Linked DNA regions of Mus musculus: region 2 is linked to region 1. A link is a loop called in an ENCODE intact Hi-C map of the cell type or tissue named here. Cell type or tissue: gastrocnemius. All regions are shown on one strand.

Region 1 (8,000 bases):
TCCTAGGGACGACTGCTGCCTTGTCTACAGAAGGGAAATCTCGGGAACGGCTGTCTGCTGCGACAAGGAGTGTCTGTGCCCATCGCTCCTGTTCACCTGCCAGCCTCCTGTCCCCAGGGGGGGTGTCACACACCCGGGCCTCCCCAAGTGATGGCTCTTGAGCCCAGGAACATGCATGGCCCTCAGGATGAGGAGCCCAGCAGGGACACAGTTCTGTCACAGCTCCTCTTGTCCTTGTCTTTCCTTCCCAGGTTCCAGTCTTTAATTTCAAGGAAAGGAGAGTTTGAAGTTGGCATTCTGTTAACAAAATCAGGCAGTCTCATTCCGAATAGGTTCTATGTACACGTTCCGATGTTTTGTAGAACACTCGTGCCTGTTGAAACGTATCGATGTGGATAATAGTAAATACCTTAATTATTTAAATAATTCATTGTATTGTTTCAGAGACGTTTGGAAATTACTGTATACATTTACAACCTAATGACTTTTGTATTTTATTTTTCAAAATAAAAGCTTAAATGTGAAGCACTCAATGGTCCCGTTTTCAGTGCTGTCATTGAGAGCACAGACCTGAGACAGTGCTAAACCGACTCCTGTGGGCTGTGCTATAGCTGCCCCGCCCCCTCCCCCGGAACAGTCCCCGCCCCCCCCCAACAGTCCCCGCTCGCTTTCCCTGCCCTGTTGCCTCCCTTACTCTCACTCCCTTTCTTCCCTCTGTGTCTGTGTGTGCGCGGGCGTGCGTGTGTGCTTGTGTGTGTGTGTGTGTGTGCGCGTGCGTGTGTGGGTTCACGTGTGTGTGTGTGCACGTGGGTGTATGCGCGTGGGTGTGTGTGCGTGTGTGGCCATAGGTTGATGTCCGGTATCTTATGTCACCCTCTACCATATTTTTTGAGACAAGGTCTCTCAGTGAACCTGGAGCTTGTGTTTTGGGCTGGCTGCTAGACTAGCTGGCCAGCAGCCCTAGGAATCTGCCTGCGCTTCCTCTCCAGCATTGGGGTTGCAGAGGCTAGCACAGCCGGCATGCCTGGCGTTTTTTTACACAGGCGCTGGGATCTGAACTCACAACCGCATGGTTTCACAGCAATCACCTTACCTGCTAAGACATCCATCTCCTTAGCCCTTGGCACGATCACTTCTTAATGACATTCTGTATATTTGTTTTGAGACAGGGTTTCTCTGTATGCCTGGTTGGTTGTCCTGGAATTCACTATGTAGATCAGGCCAGCATGGAACTCGCAGAGATCTGCCTGCCTCTGCCTCCAGAGCACAGTGGTTAGAGTGCATGGCCTCATGCTCAGTCACCTAGGGACATTTTCTGTAACTTATTTCAGAGGCCTGCTGCCATTCATTTATGAGTCCTGTTCCAGTTGGTTCTGGCGTCCTGTGTCTAAGGTCAAAGATGCTACTTTTTTGCCGTAAGTCATTATTGTGGAACACAGAATAGCGGAGATAATACATAGTAACCACAAGTATCGATTATGTTTCCTCTGCCAGGTACAGGGCAAGATATTTTATGTGGCGTTCCGGTTTCACATCTGCAGCCGGTTTGGTCATATCCGCGTCACTAACTAAAGTCCCTTCTGCCCTGTCACTCAGCCAGACACATAAAGGTCACTCTCTTTCCGTCCGTGCATATACAAGAATACAAGACCTTTGATCCCACCGTCAAATATTTGTTGAATTTATCCATTTAACCTCCAGCTCCTCTGTCCCAACCCTAATCAAAGACTTCGCCCTCTGTGAAGACACCATTACAGTAAATAATCTCAGCAGACGCACCAGTCCCACTCTTGCCCTGGCCTCCTCTCCTTGGGAGTGGAGACCACCATCTCCTGCGATCCAGCCCCAGTTCTCGGCTCCATCCCTCCATAGGCCTCTGTACATTGTTTCTTTCCCTAGGATGTCTTCCCCTCTGCTCCTGACCTGGTAGCTGCCTCTCTGTCCTGAGGTCTCTGCAAGTCCAGTGTCCTCTGGAAGATTCTCCTAGCTCTTCTTCTAAAACCAGACACCTGTGCTAGTTTCCTTTGCATTGCTGTGACCAAGATAGTTGAGAGAAACAACTTCATAGGAAGAAAAGCTGCTTGTGGCTTACAGTCCATCACGGAGGGAAGGCGAGGGAAAGTGGCTGTCGCGTCTGGTTGCCCAGGAAGCAGAGTGGTCATGGTTTGACAGGGAAATGTTAGTGATCCCCCAAAACACACCCAGGAGTCGATCTGATGCAACTCACAGCAGGGTCTTTATTCTAGTCAAGCTCCCACAACGTACCACCGTCACACAGGACAGTTTTGGTGTGTGTGGGAGCCCTGAATGTCTATCGGGGCAAGGCTTTATTGTAAGCAGCAAGCAGGGAATACGTGTGCAAGCATCCAATTGGAAAGTTGCTGTGGCCTTTGACAAAATTGGCTAGTGCTGGGAGTTAGATCATAAACTTAACTTCTGCTCCCTCTGCATTGGTGGTCGTTAGGTCTCATTTTGTAGACCAAGGTAAACTACACTGTGTAGTCCAGGCTAACCCCAAAATTGTAGCAACCCTTCTGCCAGGATTTTAGATGTGAGCCACCATGCCTGGCTCTGGTCTAAGAATATATTTCTTTTTTTTTTTTTTTTTTTTTTTTTGGTTTTTCGAGACAGGGTTTCTCTGTGTAGCCCTGGCTGTCCTGGAACTCACTTTGTAGACCAGGCTGGCCTTGAACTCAGAAATCCGCCTGCCTCTGCCTCCCTAGTACTGAGATTAAAGGCATGCGCCACCACGCCCGGCTAAGAATATATTTCTTGAGCTTCATGAAGAAAGGCAATTCTTTTCCAAATGATAAAAGATATTCTTTTCTGCACTTTATTTATTGTTCATTTATTTGTTTGTTTTTCAAGGCACAGTTATTCTGTGGAGCCCTGGCTGTCCGGGAATTCACTCTGTAGACCAGGCTGGCCTTGAATTTATAGATTCGCCTGCCTCTACCTCCCCAGTGTTAGAATTGAAGGCTCGTGCCACCTCTGCCCGGCTTATCTATTTATTTAATTTATTTTTCTTTTTTAAAAGATTTATTTATTTATTTTATGTATATGAGTACACTGTGAGCCACCATGTGGTTGCTGGGATTTGAACTCAGGACTTTTGGAAAAGCAGTCACATGTGTGTGCTGTGTGAAAGGAGACCAGAAGAGGGTGTCAGCTGGAGCCACTGTGAGGGTCCTGGGAACTGAACTTGGGTTCTGTGCAAGAAAAGCAAGTATTAATAAGGAGTAGAGCCTTTCTCTAATCTTCTTATTTTGAGAAAGGGTCTCACGTAGCCTAAGCTGGCCTTGAATTCATGATACACCTTGTTTAGCTTCCCAAGTGATGGAATTAGAGGCATGTATTGCTATACAGGCAAAACACCCGTACACTTAAAACCTAAGATCTGTTTTTAAAAATAAGACGATAAAGAATGCAAGGAGAAAATAACATACAGCCCTTCTGTATTACATCCGATAACCAGCCATTCTGAGAAGGATCGCCTAGAGCGCCTCAAGAACCAGGGCCAGGGCAAACCGCTTTGCCCGGAGCTGGAGCCTGAACGATGGAGCTCGGGGTGGATGCTGTGCTGAGACCCACGTCTGTCAAGATCATGAATAAGTTCAAGGAAATCAAGCATCCTACGCAAAGTCGCCCATTGAGTAAGTGTTGTGGGTGGGGTGCGAATGCAGTGGCCTGGACCCAGAGCCAGGTCTTAATGACCTGCCAGTGACCATCACTACTCAGTCATTACCTGCCAATCAGCATCTTTCCACAGGAGCTTTTCTGTTAACTCGTCATTAGTACTCATGGGAACTTCTTAAATACCACCCTGGACTCAGTCATTTCTCAGGCACGATTGCGTCCTAAGGACTCCAGGTAGATTAAAGTCCTTAGGACTTTAATGTAAACCCTTATTTCACGAAGTCACAAGGCTTCTAGTATTCACTACCAAAAACAGGCTGGTAGGGAATTGGTTAGGCAGGGCATTCTTTTTTCCTTAAAATCTGGCTTGGTTTTTGTTGTTGCTTTGAGTCCTTTTGTTTTTATTTATTTTCAATTTGTAGGCATGTGTGTGTGTGTGGTGTATGTATGTACATATGTACGATGCTTATATAAGACTTGTGTTTAATATTTTTTACTTTTGATTTTGTGAGGTGGTCTGGGGCTTACCCTGGCCTCCAGCTATGGGATGATTTTGAACACTTCCCTCGGCCTCCCAAGTGCTAGGAGCTCACTCCCATACCTGGCCCTATCTTCTTAGAAAAATAAATAAGTGTGTCTCATCCACTCCAGAGTTATTACTAAGAATCTAGAGTTGGTCGATTTTCACAGCATAGCCACTGTTTGGTGTTACGTAGTGTAGAATTCTGACCTTGTGGTCTGGCTCTGATAGGAAAAGCCTAAAGTGCCCTCTGCTGGCCAAGCATGGAATGACTGCCGAATCTGAAAAACTTTTGCCATAGGAAAGAATTATGAACAAATGGAAGTTCTGTCCACTTTGGACCCAGTGAGTAAAGGCAGCTAAGGTCACGCCTGGCAGCTTGAGGTCTATCCCAGGAACCCACATGCTGGGAAAACCGACTCCTACGCGTTGTCCTTTGGGCCTCAAATACACAGACTACGTAAGAAAAAAAATACATGAAAATATTATTTTTAAAAAGAGAAAGTGGGGTTGGAGCTATGGCCTGGTGATGAAGAACACTTGTTGTGCCTGGCAGTGGTGGCGCACGCCTCTAATCCCAGCACTTGTGAGGCAGAGGCAGGTGGATTTCTGAGTTCGAGGCCAGCCTGGTCTACAGAATGAGTTGCAGGACAGCCAGGGCTACACAGAGAAACCCTGCCCCCAAAAAACAAAACAAAACAAAAGAACACTTGTTGCCTTTGGGTAGAACTTGGGTGCAGTTCTTAGCACACACATTGTATGTGTAACTCCAGTTCTGGGGGAATCCACTACTTTCTGCTCAACTCTTCTGGTAATAGGCAGGCATTTAGTGCATGTACACACACGCACACACACACACACACACACACACACATGCTTATGTGCACTTACGACATTCATACATATAAGTCTTTTAAACTTTTAAAAAATAACAAGGAGAAGGTTTTTTCTACAAAATGTCCCCCGCAGTGGGGTTATTATTATTATTATTATTATTATTAAGCTGGATGTGATGGTGCACACTTGAAATACCAGTACTTCAGACTTGGAGGCAGGGGGATCAGGAGTTTAAGGTCTCTTTGGGTTGCATAAGAGCATGAAGAGCCATCCTGGGCTACACGAGACTCTACTATAAACAAACAAAGACCATTTTTTAAAGTTTTTATTTATATGTATTGCCTGCATCTCTGTTTGTGTACCATGTGAGTGTCTGGTACCCAAAGAGGCAAGAAGAGGGTGTCGGGTCCCCTGGGACTGGAGTTAACAGATGGGTTTTAATCCACCAAGTGGGTGCTGGGAATTGACTCCCAATCTTCTGGAGGAGCGGTCTGTGCTCTTAACTGCTGAGCCAGCTCTCCAGTCCCAAAACATGGATGAAGGGGGTTGGGGGAACCCAAAAGATTGAATTCTCTAATCCTACAGGTGAGCTCTGTCCCTATGGTTTTGAATAGTGTCATTGGCATGCCTATGTAAGTATAATACTTTCATCTCTTCTCCTCTCTCTCTCTCTCTCTCTCTCTCTCTCTCTCTCTCTCTCTCTCTCTCTCTCTCTCTGCCTGGTTATCTTTTTTAAAGCTATGATCTCATGTATCCCAGGCTAGCACTGAATTTTCTAGGTAGCTGAGGACCACCTTGAACTGCTAATCCTAATCCTCCTGCCTCAAAGGCTGGGGATACAAGACACATGAGGACCCACCCTGCTCAACATATTTTCTAATGACTTACTACTTAAACGTATCCTTTTGAGTAACGATTAGCACTATTGATGCCATCGGGACTTGGCTCCTTATTGGTCTTCCCCACTAGATAATTGCAATGTGAATCCAGAACGAGGCAGAAGCTCATGTATATAAGTCAGATGGAGCTGGTTTGGGCTGAGATTTCCATCCCTTTTCTCCCCAGCGGTGGTAAATGTTGGCCAGAAAACCACATCTGGCTGGCCACACATACTCATTTCTTGTCTGTGGTTGCTTTCTTGCTACAATGACAGAAACCAAAAGGCTTGCCAAGTCTGAAGATTTTACTCTGTGGCTCTGGGCAGAAAGGGCTGGCTAACCTACGCTCTTGCTTGTTTAATCCTATATTGCCTCAGGAGTAGTAGTGCCTCAAGCCTTACATTTTCCAGCCAACTAAAAGGATTCAGCGGAATTCAGTTGCAAACGTCAGAACTTCAGAGCTGGTAAATCAGGCGCGATGGTGTATCCTCGGGGGATGCAGACAGGGCCATTAGAAGTTCAAACTCATCCGGGGTTGCCTAGGGAGCTCCAGGTCAATCTGGGATATGTGAGTGAGACCCATTCTCAGGTTAAAATAGAGATTGGAAGCACAGCTCAGCAGAGCACTTGCTGCTTTTCCAGAGGACCTGAGTTCAGGTCCTAGCCCCAAGTCAAATGGCTCACAACCACCTGGAATCCGACCCTCTCTTTTGGCCTCTGCTGGTACCCATATACAGGTCCAGAAGCACCCAGAGACGCATAAAGAAAAATAAAATCAGGAGAGTAAATAGCAACTGAGTGAGCACATGAGGTTCCTTTCTTTAAAAAAAAAAAAAAAAAAAGTTTCCTTTGGGTAGAGTTGGCAAAAAGATTAACTCAGCGCCTAATTTCAGGGTTTGGTGTCATGTGACATAATTCTTTGGTGGAGTTCCAAGGTATCACAGCCTCTATTCTCTGAGATTTCTGCATCTTCATGTGCTGCCTAGCCCATCCTCAGAGGCCCCCTACTCTTCTGCAGCTGCCCTGCGAACTGGCTGGAAGTTATTCCCAGAGTGGTGCGGTTGGTAACTGCATGCTGCCAGCGAGTGGCCCTCCTTCCCAGACCTCCCCCTTTATCCCTTCCTACTTTCCCAGCAGCCCTCATCCCAGGCTGCTGACCTTGGAGTTCCTAAGCTGTATAAACGAAACCAAATGGGAAAGTGCATTCCTAAAGGAAATTCTTGGCAGAAGTAGAAGAAAGCTCCAGCACAGAAAACTGATTACAGGGGGCTGGAGAGATGGCTCAGTGGTTAAGAGCACTTGCTGATCTTCTAGAGAACCTGAATTCTGATCCAAGCACCCACATTGGCCAACTTAGAACCTCCTGTATTTAGCTCCAGCTCCAGGGGATCTGAGGCCCTCTTCTGGATGCCCTCACACACAAAACCCAGACTCACATCTCTGTCCTCATTTCGTCTCCTTCTTCTTTGTGTCAAAGTCCTGGTTGATTCCACACAGGCGAATCACTTGAGTATCTGCCTTAGCCTACCCCAGTTCCCTTCACCGCGGAAGGCAACAGAATGAATGACTGAGCCATCTTAACTGCCTCCTCTTGACAGTGTTCTGTTTCAGGGGCTTAGAAAGGCGTTCAGTTGCTGTTCAAAATCTGAAAGTCATCTTGGATTCTAGGACCAGCAGAGGCTCACAGAATAGACACCCACCCACCACTCCATAGGAAAAATTATCTGTGATACTGAGGCCGCACCTGGAGTAGGAATTATCCTAATCAGCTTGAAAGGATTTCTTTGGACCAACTTACAGAATCAAAACCAAGACAACCCACATCTTGACTAGTGCATAGCCTCTGCCTCAATCTGTCATCTACTTAAGCCTAAAGTTCATCTGATAATTGGCATGACCATTTCCTCTTCGCAGTGTGGGCCATGTTGATTAAATCTCTGATTTTCTCTTTTAAGTGGTTTATTGGGACAGGTAACAAAAGCCTATTGGAGCTGTGGAAAGATGCGGGGCTTCTTCTGAAGGAACCTCCCCCAACAGAGGTCACACAGTCGATGCGTGACTGAGACGTGCTGCATCAAATGGGTCATCTGACTAGCTGGGAAGAGCCTTCTGGGAGTGCCTGTTTCTGT
Region 2 (8,000 bases), 230 kb before region 1:
GCTGGAATTGGAGGCCAACCAGGAACACTCTTTGAGGCACTGTCCCAAAACAAAACTGCCCCTCCTCCTTGTTTGCTTCCAATTGCTGTAATAAACACCGTGAACTTTTGCTTGCAACTTGGGCAGGAAAGGGGTTGTTTCACCTTAAAGCTTACAGCCCTTCCTGAAGTCAGGGCAGGAACCCAGAGGCAGGAACCGGAAGCACAGTTCCCAGAGGTTCATGTTCAGTTACCTTTCTTGTACCTCCCAGGACTATCAGCCCCGGGTGATACCGCCCACAGTGAGCTGAGCGTTGAGAAAAATCCCCGCACTGACTTGTCTCTGACCAGTCTTACAATAGAGGTATCTTTCCAGATGACTCTAGTTTATGTCGAGTTGACAGAACCAAAACCCAGCAAGCCAGCAGACAGAAACTGGGCATGATAGTGCCCACCTCTATGCCTCTTTGAACTAGCAAAGTGAAAGAGTGGGTCAGAAGTTCAAGGTCAGAGGCTGGAGAGATGGCTCAGCCATTAAGAGCCCTTGCAGCTCTTGCCTTTTAGGATCCCCGCACCTGTATTAGATGCCTCGTTACCGTCCATAGCTCAAGTTCAAGGGGGATCCAACACCCTATTCTGCCCTGTGAGGACGCTGCATGTATATCACACAGACATACGCGCACTTAAACACATAAAAATGAACAAGACATTTAAAAGTTCAAGATTGCTGGGCGGTGGTGGCGCACACCTTTAATCCCAGCACTTGGGAGGCAGGGGCAGGCAGATTTCTGAGTTTGAGGCCAGCCTGGTCTACTGAAGGGCTCCAAAACATCCAGGGCTACACAGAGAAACCCTGTCTCAGGAAAAAAAAAAAAAGTTCGAGACCATTGGCTACATAGTATGGGGCCAGCCTGACCTATAGGAGACAGGAAAGGGGAGGCTGAGAGCACAGTTGAGTTGATAGTTTTCACTTAGTAAGCATAAGACTCTGGGATTAATCACTGGCACTCTGTAAATAGGACCCTCATCTTAATATTCGGGAGATAGAGGTTCATGGAAGTTCCTGGTTATGCTTATCCTTAGTCCCAGAGCTGGAGGCCAGCCAGACGCCATCTTTATATATGGCTGGAGAGATGGCTCAGCGGTTAAGAGCACTGACTGCTCTTCCAGTGTTCCTGAGTTCAATTATCAGCAACCACATGGTGCCTCACAACCATCTGTAATAGGATGCCCTCTTCTGGTGTGTCTGAAGACAGCAAGTGTACTCATATATAAAATAAACAAATTCTATATAAATATATATGTGTAGATATAAACAAAACAACCTACTAGTGACTATGACCTCTTTTCCTTTCACTCAGGAACCTGAGACAGGAGGATCTTGAGTTGGAGTCCTGCCTGGGCATTATTGTGAGTTTCAGAATCTCACGAGCAAGAGTGAACCACCTCATCTCCAGAGGAGAGAAAACAAACCCCTTCTAGTGTCTAGTGCTCTTCCTACGACTTGGGGGAAATCACTGATTTTTGTCTCCATCTTATTTCCTACAGGAAACCTGAAAGACCTGTTAAAAACTCTTTTCCAGCTGTAACCAAGATCCTCCGTGCTGGTCACCTGGACTTTTTGACAGGGTTTTAAGTTTACTGCTCTAGTGTTTTTCCTCACTAATTAATTGTTAAGTAAGTAGTTTCCTGGTGTGTATGCCTTTTTTAGGGTTTTTCAATTAAAAGAGCACAGCAAGAATGTATTTTAACTCTTCTGGCTTTTTCTCCCTCCCCTCCTCCAGCTCCAGTTACTGTGGAGGTAACTGGTCTCCAGTTCACAACTCTCTGGGCTCTGACATATAAAGAGGCGATCACAAGCTCAGGAGGTAATTGGTTTGCTAACGTGATTGCAGCAAAAAGCCCAAGGACCCGAGTTCGATCCTTAAAAGCCCTGTTTTTGAAAAGCTGGCCCACACTTAAAATGCTACCCTTTGGGAGGTAGAGGAAGATTCCCGGGCTCACTGGCTAGTCAGCATAGCCTGATTTATGTGTTCCAGGCCTTTAAAAAGGATAGATGTAGCTGGGCGTGCTGGCGCACGCCTTTAGTCCCAGCACTAGGGAGGCAGAGGCAGGCAGATTTCTGAGTTCGAGGCCAGCCTGGTCTACAAAGTGAGTTCCAGGACAGCCAGGGCTACACAGAGAAACCCTGTCTCGAAAAACCAAAAAAAAAAAAAAAGGATTGATATTGGCCTCTACATGGGCACCCTCATGCACTTGAATGCGGGGGTGGGGTGGGAGGAGGGATGAAGGGGGCACAGGTACTCATGCACATGCATGTGTGCACATACACACACACACACACACACACACACACACCACCACCACCACCACCACCACAAACAGTGAAATGGGGGAGACATAAGATAGGATATTGTACAAGAAAGAATTCTACACAAATGTCATTTCTGAAAGTTTGGTTTTTGTTTAGGTTTAGGGGAGGGAATGAGACAGAGCCTCTCTATATAACTATAGCTATCCTAAAATTTGCTATTAAACTGGGGTGGCCAAGAACTCACAAGAGATCTGCCTACCTCTGCCTCTGCTTCCTGAGTGCTGAAATGTGTGTACACACCACCACCCCAGGCTGAAGATTTTGTTGTTGTTGTTGTTGTTTTCTTTTTCTTTTTCGGTTTTTCCAGACCAGGTTTCTCTGTGTAGCCCTGGCTGTCCTGGAACTCACTCTGTAGACCAGGCTGGCCTTGAACTCAGAAATCCACCTGCCTCTGCCTCCCGAGTGCTGGGATCAAAGGCGTGCACCACCACTGCCCGGCATCAGGCTGAAGGTTTTAATATGTGTTACAATAAGATATTGTCAGAACTGGAGATACAGTTCAGTTGGTAGAGTGTGTCCAGTATGCATGATGCTCTGGATTCAAGCCACAGAATCTGCATTAATTGGGCATGTGGTAGGTAGCATGTGCCTAAAGTTCCAGGACTTGGGAGTTACAGAATCAAAGATTAGAAGTTTATGGTCATTGATTGTGAGTTGAGGGCCAGGCTTGGAGTTGGTAAGACCCTGTGCCAACACTAACAGTAGGCGATATTCAACAGTTGCTGGGTTCCCTTTGGTCTCACAACAGTTCTTTGACATGGGTGCTGCTGTCCCTATCTTAAAACATGAGATTCTCGCTGGGCATGGTGGCGCATGCCTTTGAACCCAGCACTCCGGAGGTAGAGGCAGGTGGATTTCTGAGTTCGAGGCCAGCCTGGTCTACAGAGTGAGTTCCAGGATCAGCCAGGACTATACAGAGAAACCCTGTCTCGAAAAAAAAAATGAGATTCTCATAATTTCCAAGTTAGCTTTTTAAAAATAAGTGTCTGTCTGTCTATATATATCAGGTGTATTCTGGCAGCCAGAAGAGAATGCTAAATCCCCTTGGAGATGTAATTATTACAGTTAGTTGTAAGCTGTCCACTGTGAGTACTCAAAACCAAGGGCAGGCAGGGTGGATACTCAAAACCAAACTTCATATAATTTTGAAACTACAGAACACTAGTATTAACCCCCGAGCTGTCTCTCCAGGCCTCTAGTTAGATTTAATGCTCACTTTGTCACAGTCTGGAGTTAGCTGAGAAAGGAAGCCTCAGCAAGGAGTCCCTAGGTATAAGATTGTCACACCAACAAAGGCAGTGGTGGGTGGGAGGGTGTCTTGATAACTGAGTAGAAAGAATCCAGTCTACTGTGGGCAGCACCATTCCCTGGGACGGTGTAATTGGACTGGAGAAACTGGCTGAACCTGTCTTGGTGTCTTTAATGGCTTTAATCTCAACACTCTGGAGGCAGAGTCAGGGTTTGAGGCTTAGCCTGGTCTACATACTGAGTTCCTGGCCAGCCAAGGCTACCTAGTGAAACCCTCAGATGTAACAGATAGGTAGCTGAAGTGGTACAGCAAGCATGGTTCCTCTGTGGCTTCAGCTTTAAGCTTCTGCTTAAGTTCTTCCCCTGACTTCCCTCCAAGATGGCCTGTGGCCTATAAGTGTAACCCAAATAAACCCTTTCCTGTTGCCTTTTTTTTTTCCAGATTATTTTCACAACAGAAAGGAAACTAGAACAAACACGGTGTGAGTAACACGCAGAGATCACCCAGGAGTAAACCAAGTGACCTGGTCCTAGCAATTATGCTCCTGTTGTCAGGGCAACAGTGATGATTTCATGTTCAGTTATACCTAGGGTTTATCTTTGGGGTATGATAAAAAGTATGCTTAAGCCAGTCCATATTTTAACAACCTTTTCTGTTTTTCTTTTGTTTTTGTTTTTGTATAAGGCAAGGCTTTCCTATGTAGCCCTGGCTGGCACCAAACTCACAGAGATCCACCCATTTCTAGTAAATATTGGAATTAAAGACATGTACCACCAGGCTGGGCTTAACAATATTTTTGAAAATGAAAATTCTTAACAGAGGCTCATCTACCACCACCACCACCACCACCCCCACCCCCAACCTGGAAACAGGGTTTCTGTGTGTAGCTAGCCTGGGCTGTCCTGCAGCTCACTCTGTAGACTGGGTTGCTTGGAACTCACAGAGATTCTCCTCCCTCTGCCTCCCAAGTGCTGGGACTAAAAGTGTGAGCCACCATTGCCTGGCTTCCCACACTTTACCCCCCCACCCTCCACCTCCGAGTGCTTGGCCTGCAAGTACACCTGACTGCCAGAAGAGGGCATCAGATCCCTTTATAGTTGGTCATGGCTCCCCATGTGGTTGCTGGGAATTGAACTCCAGACCTCCCTCTGGAAGAGCAGCCAGTGCTCTTAACCACTGAGCCATCTCCATCTCTCCTGCTCCCCCCAACCCCACAAGGCTTATTTATTTTTATGCGTATGATCATTGGTTCTCAACCTGTGGGTAGGCTAAAAGCATAATATTCCAGAAATCAAGGTTATCTAACACAGTTGGTACAAATGCTATTTAATGTGTGCCTCGTCCCTCATGTTCAATCCCTAACATCACATACCCCAAAACAAGACGAGCATTTCATCCCAATTGTCACTTCTAAATCATGGACTCTTGGGCGTCTTTATAACTGCTGTTCCCTCCTCCTGAAATGCTCACATCCTTAATAACAACAGGGCAGCCAGGCAGTGATGTTTGCCACCCACACGTTGAGAACTGCTGCTCATACACATAAAAATGAATAAGCCTTAAAAGGGAATCTGGGAGCCCGGCAGTGGCAGCGGTGGTGCACACCATTAGTCCCAGCACTTAGGAGGCAGAGGCAGTTGGACCTCTGTGAGTTCGAGGCTTGCCTGGTCATAGTAAATTCCAGGACAGCCAAGGTTGTCACACAGAGAGCCCCTGGCTTGAAACACAAAACCAAAACAAACAAAGACGTGGCTTGCTTTCCTGATTCATCAAGGACTCTATTCAATTGGTCCTGTTGAAGAGTTCTGCCCTGGGCTAACATAGGCAGCTCAGTGGATAAAGGGGCCTGTTGCCAAATGATGACCTGAGGTCAATCCCTGCAACCCTCATGATCGAAGGAGAGAACAGACTCCTCAAATTTGCCCTCTGACTTCCACAAGTACTGTCTGCACATGCGTGACTCAGAGATCCACCTGCCCACAGGTGCTGGCATTAAAGGCATACACAACCACCTCCCGGCTCACAGATACCATTCTTAAGAGTCCTGACCCAGCCAGGCAATAGTGGTGCAGGCCTTTTAATCCCAGCACTTGGGAGGCAGAGGCAAGGCAGATTTCTGAGTTTGAGGCCAGCCTGGTCTCTATAGAGTGAGTTCCAGGATAGCCAGGGCTATATACTGAGAAACCCTGTCTCGAAAAACCAGAGTCATGACCTGAGCTCGCTCCCGCTCTCTCTCTCTCTCTCTCTCTCATTTTATTTAATATGTATACACTATTTTGTCTGCATGCCAGATCCCAGTATCAATACTATGAAGCACCATGTGGTTGCTGGGAATTGAATTCAGGACCGCAGGAAGAACGCCAGTGCCCTTAACCTCTGAGCCATCTCTCCAGCCCCCTGGCTCACTCTCCTAAGTCCCCACCTCAAGCAGCTCTTTCTCCAAGTCATCGCCATGTGATTTAGGTCAGCCTGTGTCTCCCCTTGCAAAGCTGTTCCCTCTGAACTACAGCATCCCCTCCCAGAGGAAGGAGGGGCGGTTCCAAGTCTCAGGCAAGGCAGCCCGCCAAACACAAGATTCAACAGGTTCAGCCGGGCGGTGGTGGCGCACGCCTTTAGTCCCAGCACTCTGGAGGCAGAGGCAGGCGGATTTCTGAGTTCAAGGCCAGCCTGGTCTACAGAGTGAGTTCCAGGACAGCCAGGGCTACACAGAGAAACCCTGTCTCGAAAAACAAACAAACAACAACAACAAAAACCAACAGGTTCCCCCTTGAGGTTAATAATCTGGTCCCCTTACTTCTAGTGCTCGCAGCTGGTGGCAGGAGTACTCAAGGTTATGCTTGTTTGAGGCCACCCTGGGCAAACAGAACCCTATCTGGGGTGGGGGTGGGGTCATTAATTTGGGGGCTGGAGAAACAATGCGGTGGAGATCCAGGGCGGAGAGGATGCCGGGAATTTGTTCACGGAATCCAGGGGATTCAGCTTTCCTCCACCGCCCTTGACATCTGCAGTGGGCTTTTTATTTTATGCATGGTTTTTTGAGATGGGTTTGTCTGTGTAATAGCCCCGGCTGTCCTGGAACTCGCAGAGATCCACCTGCTTCTGCCAAGTCCTGGGATTGAAGATTAAAGGCGTGCCTGGCTAGAGTGGGCTTTTTGTGTCATGGTTTGTCACTCCCTCTCATGTCCCATTTTTTTACTCCTCCAGGTGACTCCAGGGAACTTAGTTCACCAAACCATGTCATTCATTCTCTATCTGGGACACATAGATGTCCTACGGGGGGGGGAAAAAATCACTCAATACCCTACCTTGAAATTTAAATTGTATAGGGATAAACTTGTTTTATTTGCTTGCTGTGGCTCCAAATCATCACAGCTGCCATCCAATAAAAAATGTTTATAGTTGAGAAAAGGGGCTTACCATGTAGCCTGGGCTGGTCTTGAATTTGTAGTGAGCTGTATGTGCCTTTCATGTGCTAGGATTTACACGTATGCACTACAAACACACCTGACTTTAATAAACTTCTAAAATTATCAGTGGCTACTAGCCTAACTTGAAACACAAGCCCTGAGCAAGGCAGCTCAGTCAATAGGGTCTAGAAGGGTGGGGGGTGGGGGATGGTGGAGGGGGAGTTGAGGATTAAGGGAAAAAGATAGACAACATTGTGCTATTAAAAGGAAATAAAACTTGAGACCTGTGATTCATGTAATGTATGTCAAATAGCCCAAAGAGTTGTTTGTGAGCTTTGAAACCTGGGGCTGAGAACATAGCAGAACAGACCAGGACATGCCCGGGCAGGCCCATCGCCTCCCTAGCTCCCACCCCTCTGACCTAAGTTAAATGTTACAGGCTGCTGATGTTTAAATGGACCAATCATGTGAAACCGCGCGTGCCAATTCCTCCCCCAGCCCCACTCCTTTTCTATAAAAACCCCTAGCTTCCAAGCCTCGTGGTCGAATCCACTGTCTCCTGTGTGAGATATGTTTCGACCCGGAGCTCCGCCATTAAAATACCTCGTGTTGTTACATCAAGGTGTGTTCTATTCGTGATTCTTGGGTGCACGCCGAATCGGGAGCTGAGTGGGGGTTTCCCCACTAGGTTCTTTCACTATGACCCCAGCAAGTGCTGAAGTGGCTTTAATTTTTTCAGTCTGCTGTTATGTTATTCAAGGTCTATGGGAAGAATAGGGTCAGATCCAGGCCAAGAACAAAGTAGTCAAGGATCAAGCAAGGCATAGACAAACATCCCATGGTACTTAGGGACTCAAGATGATTGAGATCTCAAGCCTACTTCTTTCTTCTAGCCCACTATCAAATTCTCGCCAATATTCTTGAATCGGCACCAAGAGCTCTCCACAAAATCCTATATTGAAAAAGGAGCTAAAATGGGTCGTGATAAATGA

Evidence for each region. A loop is a pair of places that touch in the nucleus more often than their neighbours do. Peaks named below come from ENCODE experiments on the same cell type or tissue, not always from the same donor. Only the 100,000 strongest peaks of a DNase experiment are listed, where the experiment ranks them.
Region 2: it touches region 1 in a loop (2.4-fold over the local background); 3 of 42 quality-filtered maps call a loop at or near these places.

What each region holds. Positions count from the first base shown.
Region 1 is chr5:130,135,202-130,143,201 of GRCm38, forward strand. Tpst1 (protein-tyrosine sulfotransferase 1) reads left to right here. Exons shown (of 6, transcript NM_001130476.2): 6 at 7-532. It also overlaps a transcript of Kctd7 not described here. Among named protein-coding and RNA genes, the nearest start is that of Kctd7, 5.7 kb to the right of the region's middle. In gastrocnemius, a CTCF peak has its summit at 4,416 (motif pointing left); a DNase peak (open chromatin) is centred at 4,418; H3K4me3 peaks cover 253 bases; H3K27ac peaks cover 1,700 bases.
Region 2 is chr5:129,909,559-129,917,558 of GRCm38, forward strand. It overlaps Nupr1l (nuclear protein transcriptional regulator 1 like), which reads left to right. Exons shown (of 3, transcript NM_026916.3): 2 at 1,340-1,388; 3 at 1,527-1,723. Among named protein-coding and RNA genes, the nearest start is that of Nupr1l, 5.0 kb to the left of the region's middle. In gastrocnemius, a CTCF peak has its summit at 4,678 (motif pointing right); a DNase peak (open chromatin) is centred at 4,660.